Regions from separate parts of the Homo sapiens genome. Here region 1 is linked to region 2. The links are chromatin loops, found by intact Hi-C in ENCODE. Cell type or tissue: Caco-2. All regions are shown on one strand. Links, peaks and the distances in the headings refer to the core of each region. The heading gives the core; the rest is flanking DNA. Region 1 has its middle 11 kb from the start of SNTN. Region 2 overlaps SYNPR (synaptoporin).

Region 1 (16,996 bases), core at 8,023-16,022, 68 kb after region 2:
TTTATAGTTATAAATGGATGTCTTCACTTATTCTGTGCCTTATCCCCTGAAGAAACTAAAACAATCTTGATTCTGTATGAAAACCACACATGGAATATTCTTGCAAAAAAAAAAAAAGGAAATTCAGACTTTATAACCAATTTAGGCTAACATGACTATAACTGGAAGAACAGAGCTGGGTAGGTGGGGCACAGGAATAGGATGGAAATGTTTCACTATCTACCGCTTTATGTAGATAAAGCACGTAAATGTGTTTTTTATTTTTCAAAAATTGAAAGTTTGAATGTATACAGTTAAACCTTTTCAGATTACTCTGAAAGTAAACCATTTCAGGAAAATGGAAGTGAGCATTTCCTTGTCAGGGTAAACAATTCCTTCCATTTTTCAGTCAAACCTCTTTAAGCTAAGCTGAGCATTCTTGCTTAGATTCTACACTCTGTGGGCATTAAAATCCTAAATTAAGAACCCATGTTTTTCCAAAGAGATTCCAGACCCTCTTAGTGTGTGGTGGGTTACCAATAGCAGCAAAGCCTAAAATCTTGTTTAATTATCTGTCTTAATTGATGGGATAATAAGCATTGATTCTACATATATAGGTGTGTTGGCTGCATCACTGCAATTACATGGCATGTTTTATTCATGAGAGAGGCCGCAGACTGTCTTGGTGATCATCAGAACCAGTTTCTCCCTCTCAAATGAGCATCAGAAAGGGCTGCATAATGACAGTCACCAACAGAAAATTAAAGGTTCTTGCTTTTTCTCCCATTACATTGCAAGATAATTAAAGCTCAGACCAATACAATGTTGAACATCTTTATTCAGAAATTTGATTTCCACTACATCAGACAGGCATTTAAATGCTTTAGGCCAGCTGCTGGCAACTTTACTGGGTGGGCCAATGATAAAGACATAGTCTTTCCAACTTGTTTTGCCAGTGCCCAACCAAAGAGAGGGAATAGGCCTGGCAAGTGGACCCTCTGCTTTGTGCCTACTGGCTCCGGGTAACACATCCAAAAGAGCTGTTTTATTGAAAAGAGACAAACCACTAAAAAAAAAATGTTACATAAACTATGGAACATGAGAGGGTCTAATTCTGATATGCACTATTTCCATAAAGCCTGACTCTGTCCTCATTTGTATGGGTAAACTGGCTGTCAACATAGGAGTTCTTTCTTTTTATTTCAACCTTTATTTTAGATTCGGGAGGGTGCATGTGCAGGTTTATTACATGGGTATATTGCGTGATGCGGAGGTTGGAGATACAAATGATCCCATCACCCAGGCAGCAAGCATTGTACCCAATAGGTAGTTTTTCAGCCCATGCCCTCCTCCTTCTTCCCCCTGCCCCGCCATGTAATCCCCATTGCCTATTGTTCTCTTCTTTTTGTCCATGAGTACCCAATGCTTAGCTCTCACTTATAAGAGAGAACATAGCATGGGATTTGAATAGCAAGTCCCCATTATAAAGACAAGACCATCCCAATGCAGATCATTACGAGACAGCAAGAGCATTAGATGTACAGAAAGGGGTCAGCAGAATGTGGACACAAAACTTATTAGAGGGAGAGAGGATAGATAGATGATAGATAGATAGATAGATAGATAGATAGATAGATAGATAGATAGACAGAAATATGTAAGGACCTGGCTATAGAGTATGTGAAGACAACTGGGACAGTGACAGAAGCGCAATGGCATTCCGTAAATGTGGGCACTGTTACTGACAAAGAAGCAGGGTAGGTTTGTATAAGTTATGTGGCCAGGTCAGAAAACATGCTTTTGAGCAAGTTGCTCAACCTTTCTAAGCCTGTTCATGAACATATAGCAAGTATTGAAATAAGGAAATATTTAAAAAATTATACAGGGACTTCTATTTCCAGGAAGATGGAGTAAACGTATTTTCTTTATTCCTCCTACAAGGTACATCAAAAGCTCCTGGATATTATATATAAAATAAACCTAAATCTAAACAGGGAGAAAAGGAGACAGACTGCTAGGGACCTCAGGATGCCAAGAACTTCATGGCAGTGAGTTCCGGGGTTTCTTTTTTCCTCATATAACCTAGAGTGGGTGTGGGGGAAGCCAGTCACTAGAAACAGACACAAAGAGCCTTAACAGAAGTCTGCTGTCTCTAATCAAAGGTACAGGAGGTGGGCGGCCTAGCAAGACAAAAAACTTTTAGAAAATAAGTACTCTACTGCAGCTAAACACCTTTACAAACAACTGTGCTTCACCCCCACCACACCAGCAAAGATCAACTGATGAGCCTAGACTTTCAGCCTCTCCAAGCCCCCAATCATCACCATATCAGAGTGCTGCCAAAGAAAGCTAAGAAGAAGGCCAGGACTTTCATCCTCCAACTGTAGCCCCAAGTCTTCCCACCCACCATGGTATCAGATGATACCATGATGTGAGAGGAGGCCTAGTGAAGAGATGGGACTTTCACCCCCACCTAGAAGTAATGAAGCAACCCCACCAGTGATATCAATGGGGGCCACATGGGGAGCAGTAACAAGGCACTCCTATACCTCCCAGCCAGGAAAACATCCATGGAGGCATAGGAGGAAGTCACAACGCTTACTCCCAAGCAGAAGTAACAAGAAGCCCCCCAACTAAGACATCTATCTGTACCTGGCAGGAAAGTGACACCCTCCCCATTTCCTTGCTGAGGAAGTACAGAGGAGGCCAGTTAAAATAGAAGGTTTAAATAAAATTAGAAGTCTCATAATAACCAAAATATCCAGGTTTCCATTTTTAAAAATCACCCATCATATCAAGTACCAGAAAGATTTCAAACTGAATGAAAAGCATCAAGAGATACCAACACAAAATGACAAAGATGTGAGAATTATCTGACACAGATTTTAGAGAAGGCATAGTAAAAAATGTTTTCATACTTGAAATATGTTTTAAAAATAGAGAATCTTAGTAAAGAAACATAAGCTATAAAGAAGAAGCAAATGGAAATCTTAGAACTGAAAAATACAATAACTGAAAATTTTCCTCAAAAGCAGAATTAAGAGAGCAGACGAAAGGACCAGTGAACTTTAAGATAAAACAACATAAATGATAAAATCTAAGCAATAGGGAGAAAATAAACTTTAAAAAATCAACAGAGCCTTAGGTACCTATGACACTATATCAAAAGATCTAACATTCATGTTTTCCAAGCCCTGGAAGGAGAGAGGAAAAGAAGGTGGAAGACTGAAAACTACAAGAAGAAATAACGACTGGAGACTTCCCATATTTGGAAAAAGATACAAATCTATAGATTCAAGAAGCTGAGTGAACTCCAAATTGGGGGAGACATCCACAGCAAGACATATTATACTCAAATGTTAAAAACTAAAGACAATGTTTTAAAAATGGAAGCAGTGAGAGAGAAACAGCATATTACCCATAGGGCAAAAACAGTTAGAATGTCACTGGATTTCTCATCAGAAACCATGGAGGCCAGGAGGAAATGGGACCTTTTTCAAGTACTAAAAGAAAACAACTATTATCCCAAAATCCTATACCCAGTGGTAATAACGTTCAAGAATGAAGGGGAAATGCAGACATTCCTGGAGAAAGGAAAACTAAAAGAATTTGTCGCCAGCTGACATGGTTTGGCTCTGTGTCCCCACCCAAATCTCATCTCGAATTGTAATCCCCACGTGTCAAGGGAGAGACCTGGTGGGAGGTGACTGGATCATGGGGATGGTTTCCCCCTGCTGTTCTAGTGACAGTGAGTGAGTTCTCACAAGATTTGATGGTTTTATAAGTGGCAGTTTTGCCTGCTTTCTTCTCTCTCTCCTGCAGCCTTGTGAAGAACATGCCTGCTTCTACTCCTGCCATGATTGTAAGTTTCCTGAGGCCTCCCCAGCCATGCAGAACTCTGAGTCAATTAAACCTCCTTTGTTTATAAATTACCCAGTCTCAGGTAGTATTTTTATAACAATGTGAAAACAGACTAATGAACAGGCAGACCTGCCCTAACAGAATGATTAAAGGACATTATCTAAACATAAAGGAAACTATAAGAGAAAGAATTTTGAACATCAGGATGAAAAAAGGAACACAATAAGGAAAGCTATGGGTAATTACAATAGACTTTCCTTCCATTCCTAAAAAATTTTAATTCAATTCCTATGAAACTCCCCCTAAGGTTTTTTTTTTAACTTTTATTTTAAGTTCAGGGGTACAAGTGCAGGTTTGTTACATATGTGAATTTGTGTTGTAGGGGTTTGTTGTACAGATTATTTAATCACCCAGGTATTAAGCCTAATACCCACTCATTATTTTTCCTGATTCTCTCCCACCTCCCACCCTCCACCTCCCATAAAGTCCCAGTGTGTGTTCCCCTCTATGTGTCCATGTGTTCTCATCATTTAGTTACCACTAATAAATGAGAACATGCAGTATTTGGTTTTCTGTTCCTGAGTTAGTTTGCTAAAGGTAATGGCCCCCAGCTCCATTTATGTTCCTGCAAAGGACATGATCTCATTCATTTTTATGGCTGCATAGTATTCCATGGTGAATATGTATTACATTTTCTTTATCTAGTATCTTTGACAAACCTAACAAAAATAATCTATGGAGAAAGGAATCCCCGCTCAATAAATGGTGCTGGGATAACTGGCTAACCATGTGCAGAAGATTGAAACTGAGCTCCATTCTTACACAATATACAAAAGTAACTCAAGATGGATTAAAGATTTAAATGTAAAACCCAAAACTATAAAAACCCTGGAAGACAACCTAAGCAATGCCATTCAAGACATAATCACAGGCAAAGATTTCATGAGGAAGGGGTTTTTTTAAATAGATATAGAGAAGATTATTCTAAAATGTATATGGAAAGACAAAAGAATTGGCATAACTAAAACAACTTTGAAAAAAAAAGAAATGGAGTGGGAGGAATTAATGTGTACAATTACAAAACACATAACACAGTTATCAAGACTGTGCAGTAAATTGGAGGGACAGACACGAAGATCAACAGAACAGAATTAAGAAACTCAAAATAGACCCGCACGAAAAGGTCAAACTGATTTTTGACAAAGATGCAAAAATAATTGCATGGAAAAAGGGTAGCCTATACAACAAATAGTCCTAGAGCTATTGGACATGCATGAAAAAAAAATTTCTACCTAAGTCTCACATCTTTGTTTTTTTCATGTTGTTGTTGTTGTTTTCTTTGAGACAGAGTCTTGCTCTGTCACCCAGGCTGGAGTGCAATGGCATGACCTCCACCTCCTGGGTTCAAGTGATTCTCCTGCCTCAGCCTCCCAAGTAACTGGGATTACAGGTGGCCAAGACCACGCCTGGCTAATTTTTGTATTTTTAGTAGAGACGGGGTTTCACTGTGTTGGCCAGGCTGGTTTTAAGCTCCTGACCTCATGTGATCCGCCTGCCTCAGCCTCCCAAAATGCTGGGATTACAGGCATGAGCCACCAAGCCAGGCCAAGTCTCACACCTTTTAACAAAAATCAAAATGAATAACAGATTTGAATGTAAAATGTAAAAACTATGAAACTTCTAGAACATACATGGGAGAGCTACACAAATAATTCTTAGACTTGATACCAGAGGATAGTCCATAAAAGGAGAATTTAAAAAAATTAGATCTCATGAAAATTTTAAAATTTTTGCTTTGTGAAAAAGTCCCATAAGGGAACGCAAAGACAAGCTATACAGTGGAGAAATAATTACAAACCACATATCTGACAAAGAAATAACTAGAACATGTAAAGAACTTTCAAAACTCAACAGTAAAAATTTTTAAAAATTCTATTAGAAAATTAGCAAAACACATGAAATAATCATATCACTGAAAAATCTACAAATGGCAAATAAACAGAAAAAAGATGTTCAATATTGTTAGTAATTAGAGAAATGCACATTAAAACCAAAGTGAAATATCACTCATAACTATCAGAATGGTTAAAATAGAAAATAATAATAACACCAAATGTGGGCAAAGATTCTGGGAAACTGGACATTCATATATTGCTAGTGGTGATGTAAAGTGGCACAACCAATCTGGGAAAGTTGATGGCAGTTTCCTACAAAACTAAATGTAAAACTACCATACAACCCAGTAATTGCACTTCTGAGCATTTGTCTCAGAGAAATAAAAACCAAAGTTCACACAAAAACCTTACATTAACATTTGTAGCAATTTACTCATAATAACCTAAAACTGGTAACAACTTAGAGGTCCTTCAATGGGTTAGTCAAATAGTGGTGCATACATACTATGGAATTCTACTCAGCAACAACAAATAACAAATATACAACAACCTAGGTGAATCTCCAGAGAATTATGTGAATGAAAAAATTCCAACCCCAAAAGGTTACATATTGCATGATTCCATCTATATAACATTCTTGAAATGACACAGTCATAGAAATGGTGAATAAATTAGTGGTTGCCAGAGTTTAAGGAGAAGTGGGGGTGGAAAAGTAGGGCCAACATGAGGCATACTCTTTTTTTTTTTTTTTTTGAGATAGAGTTTCACTCTTGTCGCCCAGGCTGGAGTGCAATGGCACAATCTCGGCTCACTGCAACCTCCGCCTGCTGGGTTGAAGCGATTCTCCTGCCACAGCCTCCCAAAGTAGCTGGGATTATAGGTGCCTGCCACCATGCCCAGGTAATTTTTTAATTTTTTTTAATTTTTAGTAGAGATGGGGTTTTACCATGTTGGTCAGGCTGGTTTGGAACTCCTGACCTCAGGTGATCCACCCACCTCGGCCTCCCAGAGTGCTGGGATTACAGGTGTGAGCCACTGGGCCTGGCGGAGGCATACTCTTCTTGACTCTATCAATGTCAATATCTTGGTCATAATATTTTCTAAGATGTTATCATTGGCGAAACTGAGTAAAGGGTACATGGGATGTCTGCATTCATTTTTGCAACTGCATCTAAATCTGCAATTATCTCAAAATTTAAAAAAAATTTAAATTATACAGCATATTTGCTGAAAAATACTAGTGACAACAGTGGCTAGAAGAGTGATTATTAGTGTATTATTATTACATTTGGAGCCAGAGAGATATACATTTTTGCCTTTTTCTACTTCTTTATTGTCTAGAAAGTTATTCTCCCAGACACTCTCATGCTTCCCCCACTCTCTTCCTTTAGCTCTTCAGTCAAAAATCATGTCAGGAGACCTTCCTTGCCCAACTTATATAAAATTGCAGGCTTCCCCATCCCCCACCAGTATTACATATTCCCCATCCCTAATCAATTTTCTTTTCTCCTTAGAACTTATCACCTCTAATGCATTCTATATTTTATTTATTAATCTTGTTTCTGTGTCTTCCTCCTAGAATGTATGCTGTAAGAGGGCAGGGATCTTTGTCAGTTTTGTCTCAGCATTGCATTCTCATTGCTATTAACAGTGTTGGACCCATAGTAAGCACTCAATAAATATGTATTTAGTGAATGAATTGCTAAAATTAATTTCTGTATGTGTGTTACAGGGTCCTCATATGTAAAGTTGAGTTAATGATACTTCTTTTTCATGTTATTATGAGCACTAAATGAGATATTCAAAAACACAACTTTCTCAGGATATATAAAGAATTTCTACAACTCAAAAACAAAAAAAATAGGCCCGGCGCGGTGGCTCACGCCTGTAATCCCAGCACTTTGAGAGGTCAAGGCGGGTGGATCACGAGGTCAAGACATTGAGATCATCCAGTCCAACATGGTGAAACCCCGTCTCCACTAAAAATACAAGAATTAGCTGGGCATGGTAGCATGCACCTGTAGTCCCAGCTACTTGGGAGGCTGAGGCAGGAGAATCGCTTGAACCCAGGATGCGGAGGTTGCAGTGAGCCCAGATCGTGCCACTGCACTCCAGCCTGGCAACAGAGCAAGACTCCACCTCAAAAAAATAAAAATAAAAATAAACAAACAAAAAAAAAACCTGACTTTTTTCTAATTGGGTAAAGGATGTGAATAGACATTTTCCCAAGGAAGATCTACAAATAACCAAACAGTACTTGAAAAGATGCTCTACATCACTAATCATTAGGAAAATGCAAAAAAAAAAAAAAAAAAAAAAAAAAAAAAGGACCACAATGATACCACCTCATTAGAAAGGCTGTAACTGAAACAAAGCAAAACCTAAAAGAACTATTGTCAAGAATGTGGAGATATCAGAACCCTTGTGTCCTGCTGGTAGGAATGTTTCAACTGTGGAAACAGTATGGTGGTTCCCTCAAAAATTAAAAATACCATTGCCATGTGATCCAGCAATTTCACTTCTAAGTGTATACCCAAAAGAATTGAAAGCAGGAACTCAAACAGGTATTGGTACACATGTGTTCATAGAAGTATTATTCATATAGACAAAAGGTGGGGGCAACTCACGTGTCCATTGATGGATGAATGGACAAACAAAATGTGACATATACATTTATACATGCACTGGGCCTTAAAAAGAAAGAAAATTCTGACGCATTACTGGTGAAAGTGTAAAATGGAACACTCCTTTGGAAAACTTTGTCAGTTTCTGAGAAAATTAAACAGAACCTACCCTGTGACCTAGCAATTCCCTGTCTATATGCAAAAGAAATGAGTGATTAGATACACAAAAATACATGTAGAAAGATGTCCATAGAAGCTTTATTCATAATGATTCAAAACTGAAAATAAACCCAATATTTATCAGCAGAAGAATGGATACATAAACTGTGGTATCCTCAAATGAGTATTTTTTGAAGTTCTACTATGTGCAAAACACACCCCTCACCCTTAGCATCTCTTCCTTTAGCAGGCATGACACCCTTTCCTTGGGGATTCCGTTTGTTTCTCTGGTTCCTCTGAAAGCAGGGAGGGAGCAGGAACACTATATATTAATATATCCTGGCACCAGACACAAGCCCAACTTCCCTAGTGGCTATCACACTCTAGATTCTAGGGCACACTGTATTCAACAAATGTCCAATTACATAAACATTTCATGATGCTAGACCCTGAATAGAAGATACAAAAATGATTAAGCCATGATTGTTGATGACAAGATAGTGATTCACAAGTTGATACTTGGACTCAGAAAGACTTGAGCTTGAATCCCAGGTCTTACTAGCTATGTACTCTTGGGCAAGTCCAGGTCTCCTAATCTGTATAAGGCATCTGCACAATGCAAACAATCACAATAGTGCCCACCAAAAGAGCGTCCTAAGAATTTAATGAGAGGATACATGTGAAGTGATGTCCAGTGCCTAGGAGGTTTTAAATCAATGCAATTTATTATTATTATTATTATTAATGTTCTCAACCTAGTGATGAGATAAGGCAAATAGTAACTAATTATAAACATAAAGCAATGATAAGAGATGCCAAATAAAAGTAAAACATGCTTTGAGGATATTTAGAGGGAGAAGAGGCTAATTTGAACTAGCAAAATTCTGGTGAGTTCCTATGAGACTTATAGAGAGTTACGATTTGTCAGCTTAGGAAACAAGAACTGTGGTTTTAATTTTCATGATCAAAAAGTGCAGCAAGAGGTGAAATGACGTAAAATAAATAGCATCAGGTTTGAAACACCCCACAGCCTTAGATTTAAATTGAGGCTTATTCATTAATTAGCCAGAGGATTTTGGACAAGTAATTTAACTCTTCTACACTTCATTTTCATCATTTGCAAATGATGACAATTCTTATTTCTAATGGTTATTGAAAAGAAAAAGAAATATTTATCAAACACCTCACACAATACCAGCTACTCAATGCATAAATTTTAACAATTATGCATTGTTAAACAATATTATATAAATGTTATATAAATATAAAAATAATATATTTTAACATATTAACTGACCATGAAACTAAGGGTCCACACACTATTTCTCTGAGAGTGAGGCTTGGGCAGGGGGCAGTTCTTTTCAAAAAGGCAACCTCATGACCAACCTGGTGGCATTCACCTCCAGCAATGACTCTTCAGCGGTTATAGGCCACTAGGAGAACCTAGTTGTCCTTTCAGCCAGGAAAATTCCCATACACATGAAAATTTTTGCATTCATTCCAGTAGTTCTAACACTCCCTGAAACACAATTCATGAAGTTACTGAGTTTCCAGAACCCTCAATAAATAATGTAGCACCAGAAAAAAAAAAAAAAAATCATGAGCCAAATCTTCAAAGGCAAGTCTTTTAGACTCTCACTCCTATTACCTGATATTAATTTTTACTGAATAGGAACCAAGTTGGCAGACTCAAGTGTAAAGAGCGAACCTGGTAAAAAAAAAAAAAACACTTTTCTCTGTGATGGCATTTTTTTTCTCACTCCGATAGCTGACCAAATTTCATGCACCATTAATACTGTCCTAATCTTCCGCTGCCTGCAGCCTGCCAAGCCCACAGACAAGAGCCCTGCTGCTGTGACCTTCAGGTCGGTGGTCTTGTGTGCTTGTCAGTAAATCCACATGGAGTCGTTTGTCAAACCCCTGCTGCCCTCAACACATTTCCTTCCCCCAAATGGATATCTACTGAGTACACTTAAGCCCTGCCCTCACATTGCCAAAGGGCCAGGTTGACTGAGGGATTTTTAAAATAATGTTTGCCCAGATAGTTTGATAGTGTGTGTAAACAGCCTGAATGTTTTGAGAGATGAGATTCTGATGTAGAAAAAACGGTGCATTTTCACTTGAAATGTCTGTGAAAACTGCTGTATCTTTCTGAAAATGTCAGCTTTAATTTAATCCTGACAATAAGAAGATAATCAATAAATCTCAGATTCTCAGTATTTTGCTTCTGTCATCATTATCATCATCATTAGTATCATCATTCTGCTTCTTACCCATTTGTTCACCTCTCCCTCCCATTCCACTCTCTGCCTTTCTCTATGCCCCCAGAGGCTGATTCCTACAGACCCCATCTCCCGGGCTCCCTCACCGCCAGTTTCCTGATTGGCTTAGTCAATTGGAGGCACAGGCTGCAGCTCAGAGCTTAGGGTGTTTCTTTTCCCTCCCTCCCTGCTTTGCTTGCATTTCTAAGAGTAGCTGCGTCCCTTCAATCACAGCTGCTGTGAAGCGGACCTGCTCCAAGAATTCAGCTCTCACTTGACTCTATAATATTTTCTCTCCTTGCCCCTCAGAACTAAGGTTGGTAACAGCTTCCCACTATTGCTAATCTCTGGATGCTGCAGCACCTCTGCATAGTTTCCTGACCTTGCTCATTGCACATCCTTCTGTGAATGTCTCTGATACCATCATATCGAATATCATCTTCTCTACGACTGTTATTTTATTGATTGCTCCTCACTGTACTGAGTGCCCCAAAACACAAACTCATTTAGCCTTGACAAAAATTCCAATGGGAAAGTATTTCACAGATGAGAAAGCCAACTTAGCAGTTTTAAGGATCTTATTCCAGGTAACACAACTAGGAAGTGTCAGAGTCAGAATTCAAAGCCAGCTCTTCCACTCCAAAGTCTGTATTTAACCACTGCCAACAACTCCGCAACACAGCCCACATAAGAATCACCCGAAGTGTTTGCTGAAAATCCAGATTTTGGGGGAGGAGCCAAGATGGCCGAATAGGAACAGCTCCAGTCTACAGCTCCCAGCGTGAGTGACGCAGAAGACAGGTGATTTCTGCATTTCCAACTGAGGTACCGGGTTCCTCTCACTGGGGAGTGCCAGACAGTAGGCGCAGGACAGTGGGTGCAGCACACTGTGCGCGAGCCGAAGCAGGGCGAGGCATCGCCTCACCAGGGAAGCGCAAGGGGTCAGGGAATTCCCTTTCCTAGTCAAAGAAAGGGGTGACAGACGGCACCTGGAAAATCGGGTCACTCCCACCCTAATACTCCCCTTTTCCAATGGGCTTAAAAAACGGCACACTAGATTATATCCCTCACCTGGCTCAGAAGGTTGTATGCCCACGGAGTCTCCCTCATTGCTAGCACACCAGTCCGAGATCAAACTGCAAGGCGGCAGCGAGGCTGGGGGAGGGGCGCCCGACACTGCCTAGTTAGTTGTTTGATTAGGTAAACAAAGCGGCCTGGAAGCTCGAACTGGGTGGAGCCCACCACAGCTCAAGGAGGCCTGCCTGCCTCTATAGGCTCCACCTCTGCGGGCAGGGCACAGAGAAACAAAAAGACAGCAGTAACCTCTGCAGACTTAAATGTCCCTGTCTGACAGCTTTGAAGAGAGTAGTGGTTCTCCCAGCATGCAGCTTGAGATCTGAGAACGGGCAGACTGCCTCCTCAAGTGGGTCCCTGACCCCCGAGTAGCCTAACTGGGAGGCACCCCCCAGTAGGGGCGGACTGACACCTTACACGGCTGGGTACTCCTCTGAGACAAAACTTCCAGAGGAATGATCAGGCAGCAGCATTTGCAGTTCACCAAAATCCACTGTTCTGCAGCCACTACTTCTGATACCCAGGCAAACAGTGTCTGGAGTGGACCTCTAGCAAACTCCAACAGACCTGCAGCTGAGGGTCCTGTCTGTTAGAAGGAAAACTAAGAAACAGAAAGGACATCCACACCAAAAACCCATCTGTACGTCACCATCATCAAAGACCAAAGGTAGATAAAACCACAAAGATGGGAAAAAAACAGAGCAGAAAAACTGGAAACTCTAAAAATCAGAGCGCCTCTCCTCCTCCAAAGAAACGCAGCTCCTCACCAGCAACGGAACAAAGCTGGACGGAGAATGACTTTGACGAGTTGAGAGAAGAAGGCTTCAGACCATCAAACTACTCCGAGCTACAGGAGGAAATTCGAACCAATGGCAAAGAAATTAAAAGCTTTGAAAAAAAATTAGACGAATGGATAACTAGAATGACGAATGGATAACTAGAATAACCAATGCAGAGAAGTCCTTAAAGGACCTGATGGAGCTGAAAACCAAGGCACGAGAGCTAAGTGACGAATGTATAAGCCTCAGTAGCCAATGCGATCAACTGGAAGAAAGGGTATCAGCAATGGAAGACGAAATGAATGAAATGAAGCGAGAAGAGAAGTTTAGAGAAAAAAGAATAAAAAGAAACAAACAAAGCCTCCAAGAAATATGGGACTATGTGAAAAGACCAAATCTACGTCAGATTGGTGTATCTGAAAGTCACGGGGAGAATAGAACCAAGTTGGAAAACACTCTTCAGTATATTATCCAGGAGAATTTCCCCAATCTAGCAAGGCAGGCTAACATTCAAATTCAGGAAATACAGAAAATGCCACAAAGATACTCCTCGAGAAGAGCAATTCCAAGACACATAATTGTCAGATTCACCAAAGTTGAAATGAAGGAAAAAATGTTAAGGGCAGCCAGAGAGAAAGGTCGGGTTACCCACAAAGGGAAGCCCATCAGACTAACAGCTGATCTCTTGGAAGAAACTCTACAAGCCAGAAGAGAGTGGGGACCAATATTCAACATTCTTAAAGGAAAGAATTTTCAACCCAGAATTTCATATCCAGCCAAATTAAGCTTCATAAGTGAAGGAGAAATAAAATCCTTTACAGACAAGCAAATGCTGAGAGATTTTGTCACCACCAGGCCTGCCCTAAAAGACTCCTGAAGGAAGCACTAAACATGGAAAGGAACAACCAGTACCAGCCACTACAAAAACATGCCAAATTGTAAAGACCATCAAGGCTAGGAAGAAACTTCATCAACTAACGAGCAAAATAACCAGCTGACATCATAATGACAGGATCAAATTCACACATAACAATATTAACTTTAAATGTAAATGGGCTAAGTGCTCCAATTAAAAGACACAGACTGGCAAATTGGATAAAAGAGTCAAGACCCATCAGTGTGCTGTATTTAGGAAACCCATCTCACGTGCAGGGACACACATTGGCTCAAAATAAAGGGATGGAGGAAGATCTACCAAGCAAATGGAAAACAAAAAAAGGCAGGGGTTGCAATCCCAGTCTCTGATAAAACAGACTTTAAACCGACAAAGATCAAAAGAGACAAAGAAGGCCATTACATAATGGTAAAGGGATCAATTCAACAAGAAGAGCTAACTATCCTAAATATATATGCACCCAATACAGGAGCACCCAGATTCATAAAGCAAGTCCTGAGTGACCTACAAAGAGACTTAGACTCCCACACAATAATAATGGGAGACTTTAACACCCCACTGTCAACATTAGACAGATCAACGAGACAGAAAGTTAACAAGCATATCCAGGAATTGAACTCAGCTCTGCACCAAGCGGACCTAATAGACATCTACAGAACTCTCCACCCCAAATCAACAGAATATACATTCTTTTCAGCACCACACCACACCTATTCCAAAATTGACGACATAGTTGGAAGTAAAGCACTCCTCAGCAAATGTAAACAAACAGAAATTATAACAAACTGTCTCTCAGACCACAGTGCAATCAAACTAGAACTCAGGATTAAGAAACTCACTCAAAACCACTCAACTACATGGAAACTGAACAACCTGTTCCTGAATGACTACTGGGTAAATAATGAAATGAAGGCAGAAATAAAGATGTTCTTTGAAACCAACGAGAACAAAGACACAACATACCAGAATCTCTGGGACACATTCAAAGCAGTGTGTAGAGGGAAATTTATAGCACTAAATGCCCACAAGACAAAGCAGGAAAGATCTAAAATTGACACCCTAACATCACTATTAAAAGAACTAGACAAGCAAGAGCAAACACATTCAAAAGCTAGCAGAAGACAAGAAATAACTAAGATCAGAGCAGAACTGAAGGAAATAGAGACAAAAAACCCTTCAAAAATCAATGAATCCAGGAGCTGGTTTTTTGAAAAGATCAACAAAATTAATAGACCGCTAGCAAGACTAATAAGAGAGAAGAATCAAATAGATGCAATAAAAAATGATAAAGGGGATATCACCACCGATCCCACTGAAATACAAACTACCATCAGAGAATAATATAAACACCTCTATGCAAATAAACTAGAAAATCTAGAAGAGATGGATAAATTCCTCGACACATATATCCTCCCAAGACTAAACCAGGAAGAAGCTGAATCTCTGAATAGGCCAATAACAGGCTCTGAAATTGAGGCAATAATCAATACCTTACCAACCAAAAAAAGTCCAGGACCAGATGGATTCATAGCTGAATTCTACCAGAGGTACAAAGAGGAGCTGGTACCATTCCTTCTGAAACTATTCCAATCAATAGAAAAAGAGGGAATCCTCCCTAACTCATTTTATGAGGCCAGCATCATCCTGATACCAAAGCCTGGCAGAGACACAACCAAAAAAGAGAATTTTAGACCAATATCCTTGATGAACATCGATGCAAAAATCCTTAATAAAATACTGGCAAACCGAATCCAGCAGCACATCAAAAAGCTTATCGACCATGATCAAGTGGGCTTCATCCCTGGGATGCAAGGCTGGTTCAACATACACAAATCAATAAATGTAATCCAGCATATAAACAGAACCAAAGACAAAAACCACATGATTATCTCAATAGATGCAGAAAAGGCCTTTGACAAAATTCAACATCCCTTCATGCTAAAAACTCTCTATAAATTAGGTATTGATGGGTCGTGTCTCAAAATAATAAGAGCTATCTATGACAAACCCACAGCCAATATCATACTGAATGGGCAAAAACTGGAAGCATTCCCTTTGAAAACGGGCACAAGACAGGGATGCCCCCTCTCACCACTCCTATTCAACATAGTGTTGGAAGTTCTGGCCAGGGCAATTAGGCAGGAGAAGGAAATAAACGGTTTTCAATTAGGAAAAGAGGAAGTCCAGTTGTCCCTGTTTGCAGATGACATGATTGTATATCTAGAAAACCCCATCATCTCAGCCCAAAATCTCCTCAAGCTGATAAGCAACTTCAGCAAAGTCTCAGGATACAAAATCAATGTACAAAAATCACAAGCATTCTTATACACCAATAACAGACAAACAGAGAGCCAAATCATGAGTGAACTCCCATTCACAATTGCTTCAAAGAGAATAAAATACCTAGGAATCCAACTTACAAGGGATGTGAAGGACCTCTTCAAGGAGAACCACAAACCACTGCTCAATGAAATAAAAGAGGATACAAACAAATGGAAGAACATTCCATGCTCATGGGTAGGAAGAATCAATATTGTGAAAATGGCCATACTGCCCAAGGTTATTTATAGATTCAATGCCATCCCCATCAAGCTACCAATGCCTTTCTTCACAGAATTGGAAAAAACTACTTTAAAGTTCATATGGAACCAAAAAAGAGCCCGCATTGCCAAGTCAATCCTAAGCCAAAAGAATGAAGCTGGAGGCATCACGCTACCTGACTTCAAACTATACTACAAGGCTACAGTAACCAAAACAGCATGGTACTGGTACCAAAACAGAGATATACACCAATGGAACAGAACAGAGCCCTCAGAAATAATGCCACATATCTACAACTATCTGATCTTTGACAAACTTGACAAAAACAAGCAATGGGGAAAGGATTCCCTATTTAATAAATGGTGCTGGGAAAACTGGCTAGCCATATGTAGAAAGCTGAAACTGGATCCCTTCCTTACACCTTATACAAAAATTAATTCAAGATGGATTAAAGACTTAAATGTTAGACCTAAAACCATAAAAACCCGAGAAGAAAACCTAGGCAATACCATTCAGGACATAGGCATGGGCAAGGACTTCATGACTAAAACACCAAAAGCAATGGCAACAAAAGACAAAATCAACAAATGGGATCTAATTAAACTAAAGAGCTTCTGCACAGCAAAAGAAACTACCATCAGAGTGAACAGGCAACCTACAGAATGGGAGAAAATTTTTGCAATCTATTCATCTGACAAAGGGCTAATATCCAGAATCTACAATGAACTCAAACAAATTTACAAGAAAAAAACAAACAACCCCATCAAAAAGTGGGTGAAGGATATGAACAGACAGTTCTCAAAAGAAGACATTTATGCAGCCAAAAAACACATGAAAAAATGCTCGTCATCACTGGCCATCAGAGAAATGCAAATCAAAATCACAATGAGATACCATCTCACACCAGTTAGAATGGCGATTATTAAAA
Region 2 (16,996 bases), core at 2,959-10,958:
ATTCTTCCAATCTGTTATTTCAAATAGAGCTGTGTTTACACCATTGTATCTCTGGCTTATAGAAATAAAACGTCTCTCCTCACATCAGCATTCAAGGCCCTCCTAAGCGTTCACATGCTCTTCAGAGCTATCTCCCGTCATCCCCGGTATTCCATGTTTTAGTCAAACTGTACAATTTGCCATTCCCTAATCACACTGTAAAAATTCCTATTCTGCATAGCTACTGAGCTGCTACCTGCCACCTGGAAGGTCCTCCTCCCTTCTCCCTCCCAGCCTATCAAAATTCAACTCATCTTCAAAGACCCATCTCACAGGCTATCTGTTCCACGAAGTATTTCTTCACTACCCATGTCCTTATCCCCAAAGATATGTGATTTCTCCCTCTTCTAAACCTCCCAGCTCTGTGTAAAAATCATTCTTTGTGCAAATCCATTATTACCTTGCACTTTCATTGGATGTGGTTTTGTCTGATCCCCCCTGCTAGATATCAAATATCTGAAGGACAAGGATTATTTCCAACACAGCTATTGTCCCCTAAAGGCAGTATTTAAAATGAAATTAATGATCTTCATCAAGGATAGGGTCTGAGTTTGCTCATCTACTCAACACACATTTGTTGGGTTCCTGAAAATATATATTCTAAGGGAAACATAGAAACATATAAAAGAACCCCCCAAAATATAGACTACGCACTCTCCAACATCTGGGTCTATAATATTGGAGGTACCCATCATGACTGTTACAGTTTAACATCAGGGTTTTGAAAATCACAATAAGCATCAATGTTATCAAGACCACGCCTCATCTCAGAAGAGACTCAGCTTGCTATTTTAAAATGGTGGAGTCTAATTCTTCTCAAATACTCCCTTCCACATGCGTACTAAAATGTATGGGAAATCTACCTAACCATGGGATCTTAAAGTTTTACTGTTGTGCACTTTGTTCTCATTAATCATTTTGTAAGAGGAAAATGAAATTAAAAATAGTATACCTGCTGTCCCTGCAGTCTTTGTTCCTCTCTGAAAAGGTGGAATTTGGCCTTACTTTTGCCTTTCTCTTTAAAATAGGTATTAATCATTGTGTTTTTTCAAGGCAAATTCAAATTTATAAACTTCCAAAACATCCTTTCAGTCACTGGTTACTAACGCTTATCTGTTTTCTGGTTGAGGGAGGTTACTTGATAAATAGGTAATCCGAAAACTAGAGATTTACTCTTGAATAACAGCCAACCTTTTAAAGACTCAGTTATGAATTACCCTCAAAGAGAAGGAAGGAATTAGTAATATTCTGTATTCAAAATTCAGAAAATTTCTAAATGCTCATAAAAAGACAGTATTTCTTTTCTACCACGTGGAATAAAAGAAAGCTAATTCACCCAGACTTTATACTCTTGCTTATATAAAGTAATTTGATTGATATATAATAATTTGATGATACATGAACGTATTCCTAAGGTGCTTAGTGTTAAGTAAAACTAATGAAATTTTTCCAGAAGAAAAAAATTGTCTGGCTGGACAAAGGTGACCCCGCCTAGATCTATGATCCTAGGACAATGCCACCCTTTCAGTTTCCTGCTTAGACATCAGTTTCCTGTCCAGCAAAATGAGCTCGTTGAAGGTAGGACTGGTTTTGCTATCCCTGAAGAACCAGCTCTAAGCAGGACAGAGCCCAACACAGAGCAGACATTCAGTAAGTGCTTATCAAAGGAATGAACTCCAAGCTCCAATGTGTGTGTACATGGCTCTTTAACTAAAATTCAAACCCTCACATCCACTTGACTTTCAGTCCAAAGCAACCATACATCTGTGTGAGTGTTCTTCTTGGGTGTCCTGGGACAGCAAAACAAGTGGCACTTTCAGTTGTGATTTAACTCGAAATCTTTCTAATTGAGTCTTGCTACCTACTAAATCAAATTGTTCCAAAGGCCTCCATTTTCACCAAAATTCCACCTTTAACTGTGCTTTCTTCTCCTTCTCCTCCTCCTCCTCCTCCTTCCTCTTCTTATTCTTATTCTTCTTCTTTTTGTATGCTCTCTGAACTATCTCTTTTGCTATGAGATTATTCAAAGTCTTCTGTCCTGTCTAAAGCATTGTTCTTGCAACAAGGATCCAACACCTGCTGACTCTGAGTAAGGCATTATGCTAGGTATAGTCGCCTAAGCCTGAGTCTCTCTATCCTCGCTTGCCCTCTCATTTTAAAGTTTATCTCTCCAAAACAGAAATACTTTCCCTTCCCAAAGCTCTTGAATTAGGGAAAGAGGTCAGAAATTAAATGCTGTCTCATCACTCTTGTTTAGAAGTATAGAATCTTTATTGGTTTGTGAAAGTGGAAAATAATAACTCTTTTTGCCATTTAAAATTGAACAACAGCTAAGTAGAAGTGACAGGATAGATTTAAATTAGAAAGGTTCTATTAAATCAACCGAAGTCAAAGCCGATTTCACTCCAGGAACTGTATGCATAAAAAGGTGTAATTATGAAAACTTGATATTCTGCTACTTTATGCATATTCACTTTATGAACTTAGACCTCCAGAAGCCTCCTAGACTGCTTTCTCATTTTTAATAAGTATTAGAATAAGGCATGCCCTGATGGGATTAAAGGAGGGAGGAGGTTTGTGTGTGTGTGTGTGATTTTTTTCCTCCCTTAGTTTAGCAGTAATATTAAGACAAAAATGTAGCTATTCTGCTGGGTTTTGTGTGTGTTTTAAGAGTGTTGCAAATAAAATGAACCTCAGGGAGTCAGCAAAGAAATTATAGTTTTCCAATTAGGGGGACAACGGATCCATCAGGGAAAATATCTTATTAATTGCAGCTTCTAAAGAACATGAATGAGTCTCTCTGAAGTCACTGAGAATATTTATCTTTGTAAAAGGAGAGAATTTCAGAGAATTACCAGAAGATTTAGTAATCTAAAACCCAGGGCTATCAGTTGGGTCATGTTTCCATCAACAGAACATCATAGTGGACAACGCAGGTGAAGGGACAATTGAGAATTAGCTCAAACTGAGCAGCTAACTTGCACCTGTCCATTCTACATGGGAGCCAACCTCAGAACATTGTGAGGTTTCATCACACTCAAGATAAGAAGTCTATTAAGGAAAGATGTCAAGACCGTTAAGAGGCTGATTTTTGTACTCCATTTTCTCCCATCTCCAAAATAAATATTAATGCTGCGGCCCCTCAATTTCTTGAAGCTTTAAGGATATAATACTAGAGTGAAAGGGATCAGAATGAATGCTGGGAGCAGCTTTGAAGTCATCATCACTTTCTACGTCCTCCCTCTGTTTTATCAGTGGAAGCCTAGAGAAGTTATCAATTGCCAAAGTCACACAGTTGGTTCACTGAACCCTTCATTATTTCTCAGGATGTCCAAGAAACACCATCATGTAGTTCAGGTCCATCTTGCCAGTTAGTTCTGCCATCTCATTGTTCTATGTCAACCTGGTTCAGGACAGAGGATGTGTGAAAGGAATGTGTGGGTTGTGTTGTGAATTTTCTTGTCATCATTTACATAAATACAAAAGCCAACTTGGGGACAGGATGCCGCCGCCAAATTGAGTCAGATTTAATGAGCTTTTGCAAAGAATATTTATTTCTAAGACATTCTAAATTTCAAGCTACCAGGTGGGCCCACTGGTGGGTAAAAGCCATTAGCTGAATGTCAGGGCTTCTTTTCCACCCTTAGAATCTGGACTCTTTTCTTTCCCTGCTGTGGATGATGGAATCTAAAATATTTATGTGGCTTTATAATGACTATTTAACATTTACAGGCACCTGGTATTTGCCAAAATGCTTGACAGTCAGTGTTTACTAACAGGAAAGTAACTACTAGAAAATCTGCCCTGTAATATTTGGGGAGCAAGTCCCTTTGAAGCTAGAGAGAGTGTTTTGGGGAACAATATTCAGGCCAATGATACAGAGTGAAATTTATTTCCCACATTTTGCCTGTGGCCTCACATTTAAACTTTCCCATAGTTTACTAAACTTCATTCCAAAAATCCTGACAGGTAGCGTGATTACTATGTGTTGCATTTATTCATCAAGCATTTAGTAAGCATCAACTAGATGTTGAGGATGAAGGATTAATAAAACTCCACCCAAGTATGGGTTAAGTGCTCTTCCCATGATGCCTTGTGTCTAGCCATAAGAGAATGAGTAATTCTCAGTGGTGAAGTGGGGGCAAAGTGAGGAGAAGTGGAATCTGGCAATGGGATACTGCTAAACATCCCATGAGGCAAAGGATACTCTAAAACAACAATGAATTATCTGGTCCAAAATGTCAATAGTGCCGAGGTGGGAAAACCATACTGTAAGCCCATCTTTCTGGTTTATACTTGTTGGTTACATATCAGCCTCTACCACCATATCATAAGATCTTTGAGTGCAGAGATCTTATCTTATTCTTCACTGTATCCCAGCACACAACACATATACAGAACTCAATACATAGTGTTGAATGAATTAATGAAGGTGGTGTCCTATCCCTCAGGGAACCCACAATCTCAGGGGTAGAGATAGATAGATAAGCAGGCAATTTAAGGATAAAATGTGTTCAGTCTTCAAAGTACAGTCAGATAAAAGCTATTTTTCTGTGACTTTATAATTTATCATCCAAGTAGATAAATTTTTGAAAGTGTGGGCGAGCACTTTCAAATAATTAAGTCAGGGCCATGAGTGAATCCCTGTAACAGGCCTCTCCCACATACACATGACTGTGTATGTGCCACATAAGGGCACACACACAGTCAAACCTACCTATATAGCCCACATGTTCCTAAGCACCCGCATTGAAGCAGGTGCAAGCACTTCACAGAATCCACCCCCACAAGCATGAGCTGAGTATTAGATGTATAGCAGAGTTAACAGGACCCAGAAAAGTTGACATTGCGTGTTACACAGCAAAAAGTTAATGAAAAGAAATAAATAGAAGCTTATTAAATGACTTGTTCTTTATTCCAGGCCCTCGTTTCATACCCACCCTCTGCCAACAGCAATTTTCTCCTCTGCTTCTTGAACCTCTTCCTACCAGCCTCTCTGGCCTTCCAGATTTTTCTTCTTCCATGATCCCCTGTTCCTCTTTCTCATCATAAAGATGTGGCACACTCTCAGCTCCTATTCCCACATCCATTAGCCCCCCTCAGTCACCAAGGGGTCTCCCTGCTTAGGAACCAATTAGAGATTGTAAATAAAAATAACTTTTCCCAGATACGCTTCTCATGGCTCCAAGCTGTAGTGAAGGTTTCTTCAATGCAGTGGCTGGGATTGTGGGGAAAAGCTTTATAGAGAAAATAATATTCCAACAGACTCTGCTTACTCAGAGAAAATGTCAGTTTACTCAAAGGAAATTTAATCAAAAAAACATGGAAAATCACAAAAGGTCTGGACCTCATGTTTTCTCAGTGGATAGAAAGAGTTGCCTTCACCAGGAGCATACTTTGTTAGGGGTCGGAAACAAAGATCTCAAGTGGAAACTTGCGAAAGGGTGAAGTGAATAAGAAGAGTGTGGTTTATGGCTTTTCCAAGCCTACACACTTTGGAAGAAAGATACTGAGGCTTCACATTAACTTTTTCCTTTTATGCTAAACTCTATTTCAGTAAAAACTAAACCAACTGTTTATAATCTTTAATGCAGTTATTGTGCAAATAAACATTTCTTCATGATCCAAGTGTCATTTTTTTATTATGAGCAAATACTAGAGACAATAAAGTTACTATCTTTAACTTTAGGTAGAATAACTTCCTTCATTTTGTAGTCCCTTCTGACACTACAGCTACAAAGAAATCCCCAAATGACACTGTAATATACTGTGCTTTCTTTTACTAGATTTTAAAAAGACCCTCCTTGACACAAGATCAGCAGCGTCCATCATCCCTGTATAGCCTTTGAGATTTCACAACTTTGTATGTGAGGTTGATATCAAGTTAACCTGTCAGAATAAAATGTTACTTGGTATTTAACATATTCTATTCCAATTGGCTTCCTCTGAGTACGTGAAACAAATACCAAATGATAATTTATATGAGCACAAGAGAATTGTTGCTAATTTTAGAAAGTTCCTAGCCATTTCCCTCACCCAAAGTTAGCAAAGGAATTCCCAGTTGGAATGACTTTCCAAGTTTTTCTTAAAACTGTATCATCATTGTTCTTAACAGTATGTCAAGCCAGTCCACAGTTTTCCATGCATAGAAAACACGTTATCTGGGGCTGGGCGCGGTGACTCACACCTGTAATCCCAACACTTTGGGAGGCTGAGGCAGGCGGATCACGAGGTCAGGAGATCGAGAACATCCTGGCTAATATGGTGAAACCCCGTCTCTACTAAAAATACAAAAAATTAGCTGGGCATGGTAGCACGTGCCTGTAGTCCCAGCTACTCGGGAAGTTGAGGCAGGAGAATCACTTGAACCCAGGAGCTGGAGGTTGCAGTGAGCTGAGATTGCACAACTACACTCCAGCCTGGGCAACAGAGCAAGAATACGTCTCAAAAAAAAAAAAAAGAAAGAAAGAAAAAGAAAAAGAAAAAAGAAAACATGTTATCTAAGCCTTCTTCCCAATCATTAGTAAACATGTTGACCAGGACAAAGGTGGACCTCAGAAACCTGTGATCCTTGAAGAGCCATTTGCACATTCACTCTACCCCTACAGGATACATTTTTTTTTAACCTAGTCAAACTGGCTGAACCAGTTTTTAATCTCTGGTCTATACTGTGAGGGGGCAAATCTCACTGAAAAGATTCATTAGTGACAGCTAAATGTAAGGTGTAGCGATGAAAGGACTGGGCAGATCTGGGCCTGTTGGCAATCTGAAAAACAGATGGCTATGCAAATACAATTCTCAGACTCAGTTGTAAGGTAAACTGTGAACCAGGGAGCAGCATGTGGCTGGGTAAACGCAATGCTTAAATGCTGTCTGCATGTTTACATTCAGATCTTAGAAACTGAAATCTTCCTAATTGAATTCAACAAACAATTGAATTGAGAAATGATTTATGTGCAAAATACTGCGCTAGGCCCTGAGGCCCAGAGAAAGTTGAATTATAGAGTACCCTGAATTTAGGGATATTTGGTTCACCAAGACCCACATGGAGAGGAAAGCCAATAGCTATATATGAAGAAAGGACAAGGAATTGAATTGATTCCAACCAGAGCAACTTGGGAACTGTTTTTTTGGAAGGGAGGGACAGGAGAAGGTCAAATGTGAGAAAAAAATGTGGGCTTCTAGGGGCAAATACAGTGGGGAGCTTTTTCTGTGAGAAGAGAACTAGAGTAATGGATCAGAAACAGGAGAGGGAAGAGGTCGTGTGTAGGTGTATGAATGTAGGTATGTGTGAGTGGGGGTATGTGAATGCTTGTGAAGCTGAGTAAATTATTTAAAGTTGGAGGACTTAGTAAGAAATAAAGCTATTAAAAGTAGGATGGGCCTAATTGTAGTGCATGGATACATTCTGTAAAGGATTTCTCACCCCTCCTCAAAAAAGTACGTGTTTCCAAGGCATGATGAATTCTAAGTCACTTATGTATACAACTGGAAGGGTTACGTAGGAGACGGGTATTAGCAAGCCTGCGTTTTTAAAAGCTTTTGTTAACAATTAAATAATCTGCTGGTAATAGAGGCAAGGAGGGGGATGTTTATTACGAGGTAATGGCAACAGATTAGAGAGAGCAATAGAGTCTAATCACAATGTGAACTCTTTCTTGAAGGCTTACTACATGACAGACACAAACTAAGTGCTTCACATGCACTATGTCATTTAAAAGTCACAGAACTCCTAGAAGCGAAGTGTTTTTATTCCCATTGCAAGTAAGGCCCAAGATGTGTGCAATCCAAGGCTCAAGCTGGGAATCACCACCTCCTGTCTTCCCTTGGGATAGTGTAAGGTGGTGATTACCAGCGTAGGTCCTGGACCTCACAGTTCTCACTTCACTTCTGGCTCAACCATTTACAAGCCATGTTACTTACCTTGGGCCTCACTTGAAATAGGTAGGGAGGAGGTGCTAAAGAAGGCTGTTGGCAATTCAGCATGTGGCATGAGATTTTGTCATCAGCCAAGCTGATACATGCAGGTGAAGAAGTAGGTGTAAGGAGAGAGTGAGTTAGGTTTAGACAAGTCAAATCAAAGGAGCATAGGTCTTCCATGTGTGGATAGTAGCAAAGAGTTGAGGGGTGGATCTGAAATTCTCGTGAGGGATAAGAACAGGAAGAGAGAGGAGGTGTGAGAGTGGAAGCTATGACTTCAAGACTCATATTTTACGGATAAATAGAAAAAGGGCTCTCAAAGACAACTTTCATGAACTTAATAGCTGGCAATACTGACCATCAGATCTCCCATCTAAAAGATTTTGAAATGAGTAAATGGAGGTTTTCCTTAACCATCCCTAACCAAAGAGAAAGACAGTGGTAGTTTTTTCTTCTGTATAATTTTAACAAGGTAAATAGAGCCCAGAACCTGTATCTCAATGAAATAGCCATCCAAGAGCCTGACTTGCCTGCATGGCAGAACTTGTAGAGTTCAGCAAGGCAGATACACCCAGCCAATATGCTCAACTGGTAGAGTTTGCTTTGCTAGGAATCCTGGAATCACACATTCTCAGAGTTGGGCCCCCAACTACCATCTTCCCAGCCAGAAACCTGGGTGTTTCCTATGACACTTCCTCTACACCCTTAAATCAAATCCCCCACTAAACTCCATTAAATCCATCTTCTTATCTCTTCCTTGAGTCCAGCTGCCACTTCCCTAATCCAGACTGTTGTCACCTCTCGTTTAAAGTTCAACTGCAATTTCCTACTGGTTTTCTCCTTCCCTCAAATCCAATTTCCATGGGGCAATATATGTATATTTGTTATCACATCCTTTAAGGATCTCTTAAAGGTGAAGAACCGCTGTTCAAACCCATTTTAGGCAAATAAATTAAGGTCTTCATTTCCTAGGTTGATAAACTTACCAGGCTTGCTCCCATCTCAGGGGCTCCCTGCCTCCCCTTCCTTCTGCCTGGAAGGCTCTTCCCCAGATATTCACATGGCTGGCTCCCATATTTTCTTCAAGTGTTTATGCAAAACCCACCTTCTCAATAAAGTTTCCCTGGCCACCTCATCTAGAACTTCAGCACCCATTTCCCCAACATACTTCACTTTTATCTTTCTTTCCTGAATTATCGTTTCTCCAAAATATTTACCACTATCCAAACTACCACATACTTCACTAATTTACCTTGTTCATTGTCTGTCCCCTACACAAGAACATATATTTGGCAAGGGCAGGGGTTTGTGTCTGCTTTTGTCCAAGACTATATTTCCAGTGTTTAGAAAGATGCTCAACATGAGGTGCAAAGTGAATGATCAATGATGTTTATTGACTTTTTGTTGTTTCTGTTGGTGTTTTTATATGGTCCTGGATTATCTGGCTAATTTTCCCAGTTCTCATTTAAAGTGAATAAGTAATTTCAAATGGTTTCTGAGGTTGGTTCCTCATATTTAACTAAAACACACACACACACACACACACACACACACACACACGCACACACACACAAATATGCTGTTATCTGTCATTTTAAGAAAGAACACTCTAGTGTTTCTCCTTAGTCTTGAATGCCAAGTATTAGGGGGCAAAATGGGGGGAGGACTGTTCATTTTAAAAATATTAAAAATGAATTATGAATTTTCATTTGAAAGATTTTCTCATTCATGCTTATAAATAGCCATTATATGACCCAATTGAGCTAGGAGGTCTCTAATAGCTAAGGAGAAATTCATCCTCGCAGCCATTTCATATTGAGAACCAAAGAAGTTGGTGAATATTAGAAAAAAGAAATCCCTGTATTCATCACTTTTTTATGAGCAAAGTTCATCAAAACCACTGTAGAATAGAACTCAGAGTTTTGAGAAAGTCCTGTTAGTCTTGCAGAAAATGTATGTTTATTGATAATACTCAGGTGATTTAGCAAACACAACAGTATCTGTGGGAATGATTGCGTTCCTTTGCCAAAATGCACAGAATTAAGTGCCCTGGGGCAAATAAAAATGTGACTCAGAAAAATACTTTAAAAACTATTCTTTCCTCATAGCAATACAAATCCAAAGTCAGGCATGACCTGTGGGGAGTTAAATGGCAATGTAGACTTCAGAATAAGGTAGAGATAATACCAACAAAAGCCAGACCCATGATGCAGTACAAGTGTCTCAAGGGAGACATTCAGCTGGGTAGCTATTGTGTAGTCTCCAGGACGTGGAAGCATTAACCTAATATGAACATCAGCCTTTTTTAACACAGTGCCAAGCTAGTCAGATACAGATACAGTTCCCAGTTAGTGAGTCTCTGGTTATGAAACCTAGTGTATTTTTCCAATTGTGGTCAAATGGGTTGGCATTCAGCATGCATGGTCTCATTTCCAGAAAGGCTTCACTTCTGTCACTCGTGATCTGCTTTGGGAATTCATCCTTGACAAGTTAGTCTCCTTATACAGTTCTGGCAAATTAGTCTCATTATACAGTTCTGGCCTGTGGTAACTACATCTGGAAATAACGTTAACGGTTTACATATATTGTGTATTTACCATATGTCAGGCATATAATGAATGTTTCATATGTTACATGTCATTTAATCTTCACAACAGTTTTGTGAGGTAGGTAGTATTGCCCATTTCACAGATTTGGAAAATAAAGCATAGGCGGTATAGGGATCTTGGCTAAAGCCATACAATGAGTCAGTGAAGATGAATCCAGAACTGACTTCAGAACTGTAACAATTAACCCCTGTACTCTACACTCTACTGCCTTTGTAAAGAATGAAAAGTGAAGAGACAGAGAAATGGTAAAGAAAGGATCCCTCAGGGGTGTTTTCCACCACTGTCCTGAACACAATCAGAAAAGCTCCATACTAAATCAGAAAAACAAACTCAACCAGTCTCTGTTCCAAAGCGATACTTCATAAACTGCATCAAGGGAGCACTGCGTTGAGAACCATTACCTTGAAACCCTTCGGGAAGGTTGGTGGAGGAGGGAGGTTGTATGTTGGGGACAGGGGTAGGTGGTTGTAGCACTAAAGCAACACCAAACAAAAGAAAGTTCCTGCTCATTCCAAATCAGTAACAGTAACATAGTAGATTGCATTGTATAGTCATCAGTCATACAATCATTCAAAAACATGCATTTATCAAAACGTAAAGCAAACAAACAAACACACGCACACATAAGAAAGATGCTGAGAAAGAAAATGAAGCATTTCCAACCTACAGGCAACCTGCCATCTCATCAAAAAGCATAAGCACGAGTATGCGTCCATCTCAGCTCCCTCATGATCCCCACAGTGAGAGCTCTTTCTGAACTGAAGCAATTCCAGTGTTCAAAGATATGTATTTTTGTACAACACGGTCCTAAATACAAACCAACACCTTTATGCATGCACAAAAGCAAGGGCACCACTCACTCCAGGAGACTTGAAAGGTTTATTAAAGTTTACTTTGACTCTTGCTGGTTTTCTTATTACAAAAAAAAAAATTAAAACTCATCTCCCCTCATGTATGATTGAACTCTCCCATATTTCCAACACATTTTAAAAGGTTATTGTGATTTCAAGTGTGGATTTCTTTTTAACTTAAGCTAGACACAATTACTTTAACAGGTACCATAATTTGGCTTTCACATTCTCTCAAAATCATCAAAACAGTACTTGCAAAATGTTTGCTTCCCAGGTGTTTTCCAATAGATTCAATACTATTTGCCATGGTGCATAAACTGAATGAGAGTGGTCTGTGAAATACGGAATCAAGATGTTGCATACTTACCTCCAGAATTGAGTGCGGCTTTGGTTTGTGCTCTGGAAAACACTTTCTATTTGGCTTCATTTTAGTAACAGTGAAAAAGATCAAAAACTGGAATAATATTATGAGAAGCACTTAACGGGGGAGCTCTGAAAACTGGTAGAAGATTATTACTTCTTTAGCTAAGTTCTGCAAATTTGTGGGGAATCAGGGGTCCTCTTTATGAGTAAGAATATCTTATGAAGAACCTTCGCTTTTTTTAGTAGCTAATTCCTTTTTCTCATCAACAGGACACAATATGGCATATAATCAGATTTCATCATAACAGATTTTAATATACCATAGATCATATGGTGTCCCCATAGCATAACTACTCATGACCAGATTCTAATAATATGCAAATTTAGCTAAGTGCATATTATTGGACTTTTGTCTGATAATGTTGGTCTTGATCCGCTGATATTCAGCTCCATGGTTTCATTAAGCAGTCAATTAGGAAAAAAGAGAAAAGCAGCATATATGTATTTCTTCTTTATTTTGGTAAAGGATTTTTACTTTATCTGCTTATATTGATAAGATATGACACAGGAATAGGTGCTACAGGATTTACAAAAATACATTTGACACAGTCACAGTAAGGCATAATCTCAGCAAATCCTTAATGGTTAGGGACCCAGGCTCTGGAATCGGACTGCATTTGTGCCCCGGTTCTACCACTTACTAGCTGGTTAACCCTGGATAATTTACTAAACCTCTCTGTGCCTCTGTATTTTCACCTGTTCATTGATGATAATAATAGTACCTATCCTATCACTGAGAATTTGATGAGATTAGCTCATGTAAGTGTCACGCGTGTCCGTATAGAAGACCACCTAAACAGGCTTTGTGTGAGCAACAAGGCTGTTGATTCACTTGGGTGCATGTGGGCTGAGTCCAAAAAGAAGTCAGCGAGGGGAGACAGGAAAGGGGCAGCTTTATAGGACTGGGGTAGGCAGTGGAAAGTTACAGACTGAGGTGGTTATCTATTGTTAGCAGAGAAGGTCACAAAGTGCATGGTGGGGAGATCATAAGACTCATTGTCCAGAAGAAGAATGTCACAAGGTCAGTTGATCAGTTGGGGCAGGGCAGGAACAAGTCATAATGGTGGAATGTCATAAGGTTGGTCAATCAGTTAAGGCAGGAGATGGCTGTTTCACTTCTTCTGTGGTTTTTCAGCTGCTCCAGACTTCTTGGCTCCTGTAGGCCATGTGGACATATATGTGCAGGCCACAGGGGTTACAATGGCTGAGCTTTGGCTAAGAGGCCTGACATTCCTGTCTTTTTATTTATAAAATATAAGGTTATAAGAAAAGATAAAGAAAATATAAGTTTCTTCTGGGGATTATTGGGGTAGAGGCGATGTTTCTCAGGACTGCTTCAAGCGTGACCAGGGACTGTGTGGACATCTTAAAGAAAATTTTATAATGAGTTAGTCCAGTAAGTTTCGGGTCTAGGGTGCATTTTTATGTAGCTAACAAGGTGCCAGTTGGCATATTTTTGAGCTTGGAACTGCCCTAATAAAATAAGTTCTCTAAAAACAGTAATCAGGCATATTAGCTTTTAATGTAGGCGGAGATGAGTTTTTAGGCCAAGGAAGGAATAATGTTTTACGTACCAAAGGCTTTCATCCCCATTTTCCAACATATGAATAGGATTCCCTGTTGTTAAGTCAATGATCTATTATATTACCCTTTTCCCATAGGTGTGAGTGGTGGTCTGATTGGAAAAGCTCAATAGTTCTGACTGCAGATCCTATTCAGGAGAGATAATAAGTAAAAGAATCTTTGTCTCCTGGATTAAGGTGAGGAAGAATGAATTTTCCATGATCTAAGAACCACTTGCCCTGGGTTGGAAAAGACTGGTAGAGCAGGCTTACAGAGGAGGAGTAGATGGGGGTGATAGAGGAGAAAGAAAAATACTGGCCTTTTGGAGTGAGGGCTGGAATATTTGCGGGTGTGGAGGCATTTGCTATTTCTTTTGCTGTCCTGTCGGCATAGGCATTTCCTTTAGCAATGAGATCAGTTAGTTTCTGGTGTCCTTTACAATGAATGACTCCAGCCTTGGCCGGCAGGAGAGCAGCCTTAAGGAGGGCCTTCATTAGAGAGGCATTGATAATGGAAGAGCCTTGTGTGGTGAGAAAACCTCTTTCAGCCCAAATGGCAGCATGGTTATGGTAGATGTGGAAAGCATATGTGGAGTCACTGTAAATGTTAATGTGCATTCCTTTGGCAAGAGAGAACACACGAGTTAAAGCAATGAGTTCAGCTTTTTGGGAAGTAGTGGAGGGAGGAAGTGCAGCAGCCTCAATAATAGAGGTATGGGACACGACAGCATAACCAGATTTAGCTGGCGAGATTTGGCTGGGTATACAGGAACTGCCATCAATAAACCAAGTGTGGTCTGGGTTTGGGATTGGAAAAATAGAAATATGAGGAAAGGGGGAAGATGCTATGTGTATTAGGGAGATACAGTCATGTGGCTCAGGATTTACGTTGGGTGCTAAGTGAGAAGCTGGGTTGAAATCGGGTCCGTGGGTAATATTTAGCACAATGCCTGGTATAGAAAAATTACCCAATAAATGTTAAAAGAGGGAAAGTAGGAATAGAGTTATTTTCAAGTTGAACTGGCAGAATGAGACCTACTTAAATGCAAATGAGACAGAATGGCAATGTATGCAAATGGGGCCACAGATTGTAGTGGATTCTGGAGTAGACTGGGAAGTATTTATGGAGGAGGTTTCCTCATAGGCTAAGACTTGCTTCTCAAAGTATGTCCAGTGACAGCACTGGCATCTCTTGGAAGCTTGTTAGAAATGCAGACTCTCAGACCCTCTTCCAGACTTACTGAATTAGAATCTGCATTTCAACAAGATGTCCAGAAGCTTTGTCGTGCATAAAGTTGAAGAGCCCTTCTCTAGGACACATCTTGCTTCTTAAAATGTTCAGGCCTGCCATTATCTCCCATTACACACAGCAGCATTTACAAAAGAATAATTCTGGGGGCAGGGAGCCTACACTCCTAAAAATTCCCACTGCAAAAAAACTGTGAATGTGAAATTCTAACAGTTATATATTGGAAATATGATAGAACTGGCAAAAATAAGTCAAATCACCTAAATAAAGCATGCAACATAAGCTTTGATTCAATTACTATTTATGCCTAGGCAGAGTAAAAATTACAAATTTTTTTCATCCAGGATGAAATGAAAACCAAGGAAATATATGATCACTTTCTTTGGGAGGGATTGGACAGAAGTCCCTGGTACTCTCAGATTTACGAAAAGCATGCATGCCCCTGGAAGGCAATGGCATTTCAGTCACATGTTTCCTTCTGTATATCCATGCCCCCCCCCTCCGCCCCGCACCCACCACACACACACACACCAAATAACAACACAACATTTTGGGGGGTTGCACTGTATAACACTACACATTGCAGAGAAACAGACACATACACGTAAGCTTTATCCACAACTTCCCACTTTTCTTTAAGCACCTGTTCAAATCTTGCATACCAGAGACACAGAATCTTTTATCTGGAATAATTTTTAGGAAATAGTGGACAAGAACAAAAGGGGAGAACTGATGGGGAAAATAATAATATCTGTCATTTATCCGATGCCTAGTTGTGCAAGATATCGTCCCAGAAGATTATTACTTTTTAATTCTTGCAATAACCCTCTAAGACAAGGTATAAATTCTTTATTATTTCAACTGAGGAAATAAAAGCCTATGAAGTCAAATATATTGCCAAAGGCTATGTGCCTAAGAAGTAACATAACTGAGCCTAGAACCCAGGTCTATCTTCTCCTTCCATCTGTCAGAATAAAAACATCTATGAATCCACTAGTCATCTTCTTGAGGAATGGCTTCTAATTTGTAATTCAAATGCAATATTTTTTTCTCACTTTCCACTTCACATGATAAGTGGGGAAGTGGCAAAGGAATATTTTGAAGTCAGACTGAATTTAAGCTGTAGATGGTAAAGCACAGGATAATTTCCTCCTTGGTATTTGAGAAGTTCTTCATCTTAACCATCTGTTGCAGGCTGACAGATGGGTTGATATATGACAGAATAATGGGTCTTCAATTCTAGAAAGGCATAAGGAATGCTTGAAAAATAGCAGCTCTTTTCATGAACCTAACTGTGTAAATGCCGCTTGCTCATTTGCAAAAAAAAAAGAAAAATTGGTGGGAGCAAGTGTGAAATGTAGTCACAATCCTTCCCCCAAACAGAAAATTTTTCGTAATTGCCAAAGGTCAAATGCAGAAAAAAAATGCCTATTCTAAAATCATGCCAGAATTTTCAAATTTAGTCACTTAAAAAGTCATACCAGGGAAAGCCCATACACAAAGAAAAAATAATAAAAACAACTTTTTAAAAAACCTTCTTCCATCCCTATCCCCAGCCATTGAATTATCTTTATTATGAGTTTCTTGTATCCTTGAGGGAATTTAAGAAACATGCCGATATTTGAGGCCTAATGATTTTTCCTTTAAGCGTCTCTACCAAATGTAAAATGTCTTCCCTTTCTTCTTGCAGATTCAATGTGTGTGTGTGTGTGTGTGTGTGTGTGTAAGTATATATATATATAAGTATAATATATATATACTAATAAGTTACTAACAGCAGATATCTGGCTAGGCTCTAGGGACACAGGTGATTAAGATAGTCCTATGCGCAAGGACCTCACAGTGCTTTTTGCAATGTAGCAACATGATCAAGGCATTCCTTGATCATATTAATGGCTCATTCTCCTACGCAAAACTTCAGATGGCCCTGCATGTCTTTACACTGTCACACAAGTTCTTTTCCAATCACGTATTGCAACCAAAAGAAATATTCACACATGCGAAGACTCCACCTATACCCTTAAATGCCTGGTTATTGCCAAATAGGTTTGAAGCTCTACCTATGAAGAACCAGTAACTTAACACTTTAGGTTGGAAAAGTTTGGGCCATAATTATTTAACCTCAACAGAGTGATCCTATTTTCAAATTAACGTCAGAATCCAGTTTGAAAAAAAAAATTGAGTTATTTCAGTTGAATTCATGGTCAAATGTCATTGGCCGTGACTAAATAAGGCCATGTCACTTGATGATTGCACTGTCTTCACCATCATCATCACGATCATTAATGCAACAGCTAAAATATTCCAGTCTCCATGCTTAACATTTGTATTTAATTTTAATCC

The links. Hi-C counts contacts between places; a loop is a spot of excess contacts. Peaks named below come from ENCODE experiments on the same cell type or tissue, not always from the same donor. Only the 100,000 strongest peaks of a DNase experiment are listed, where the experiment ranks them.
Region 1: a loop joins it to region 2, with 13 times the contacts of the local background. A loop is called at or near these places in 1 of 110 quality-filtered maps.

What each region holds. Positions count from the first base shown.
Region 1 is chr3:63,633,665-63,650,660 of GRCh38, forward strand. No RefSeq gene overlaps it. Among named protein-coding and RNA genes, the nearest start is that of SNTN, 11 kb to the right of the region's middle. RefSeq lists an enhancer at 11,729-12,282. In Caco-2, for the core only: no CTCF peak of the experiment used is centred there; DNase peaks (open chromatin) are centred at 11,597 and 11,957; H3K4me3 peaks cover 961 bases.
Region 2 is chr3:63,570,306-63,587,301 of GRCh38, forward strand. The region is part of intron 4 of SYNPR (synaptoporin); the gene reads left to right. Among named protein-coding and RNA genes, the nearest start is that of SYNPR-AS1, 29 kb to the left of the region's middle. RefSeq lists an enhancer at 6,482-7,009. In Caco-2, for the core only: no CTCF peak of the experiment used is centred there; a DNase peak (open chromatin) is centred at 6,676.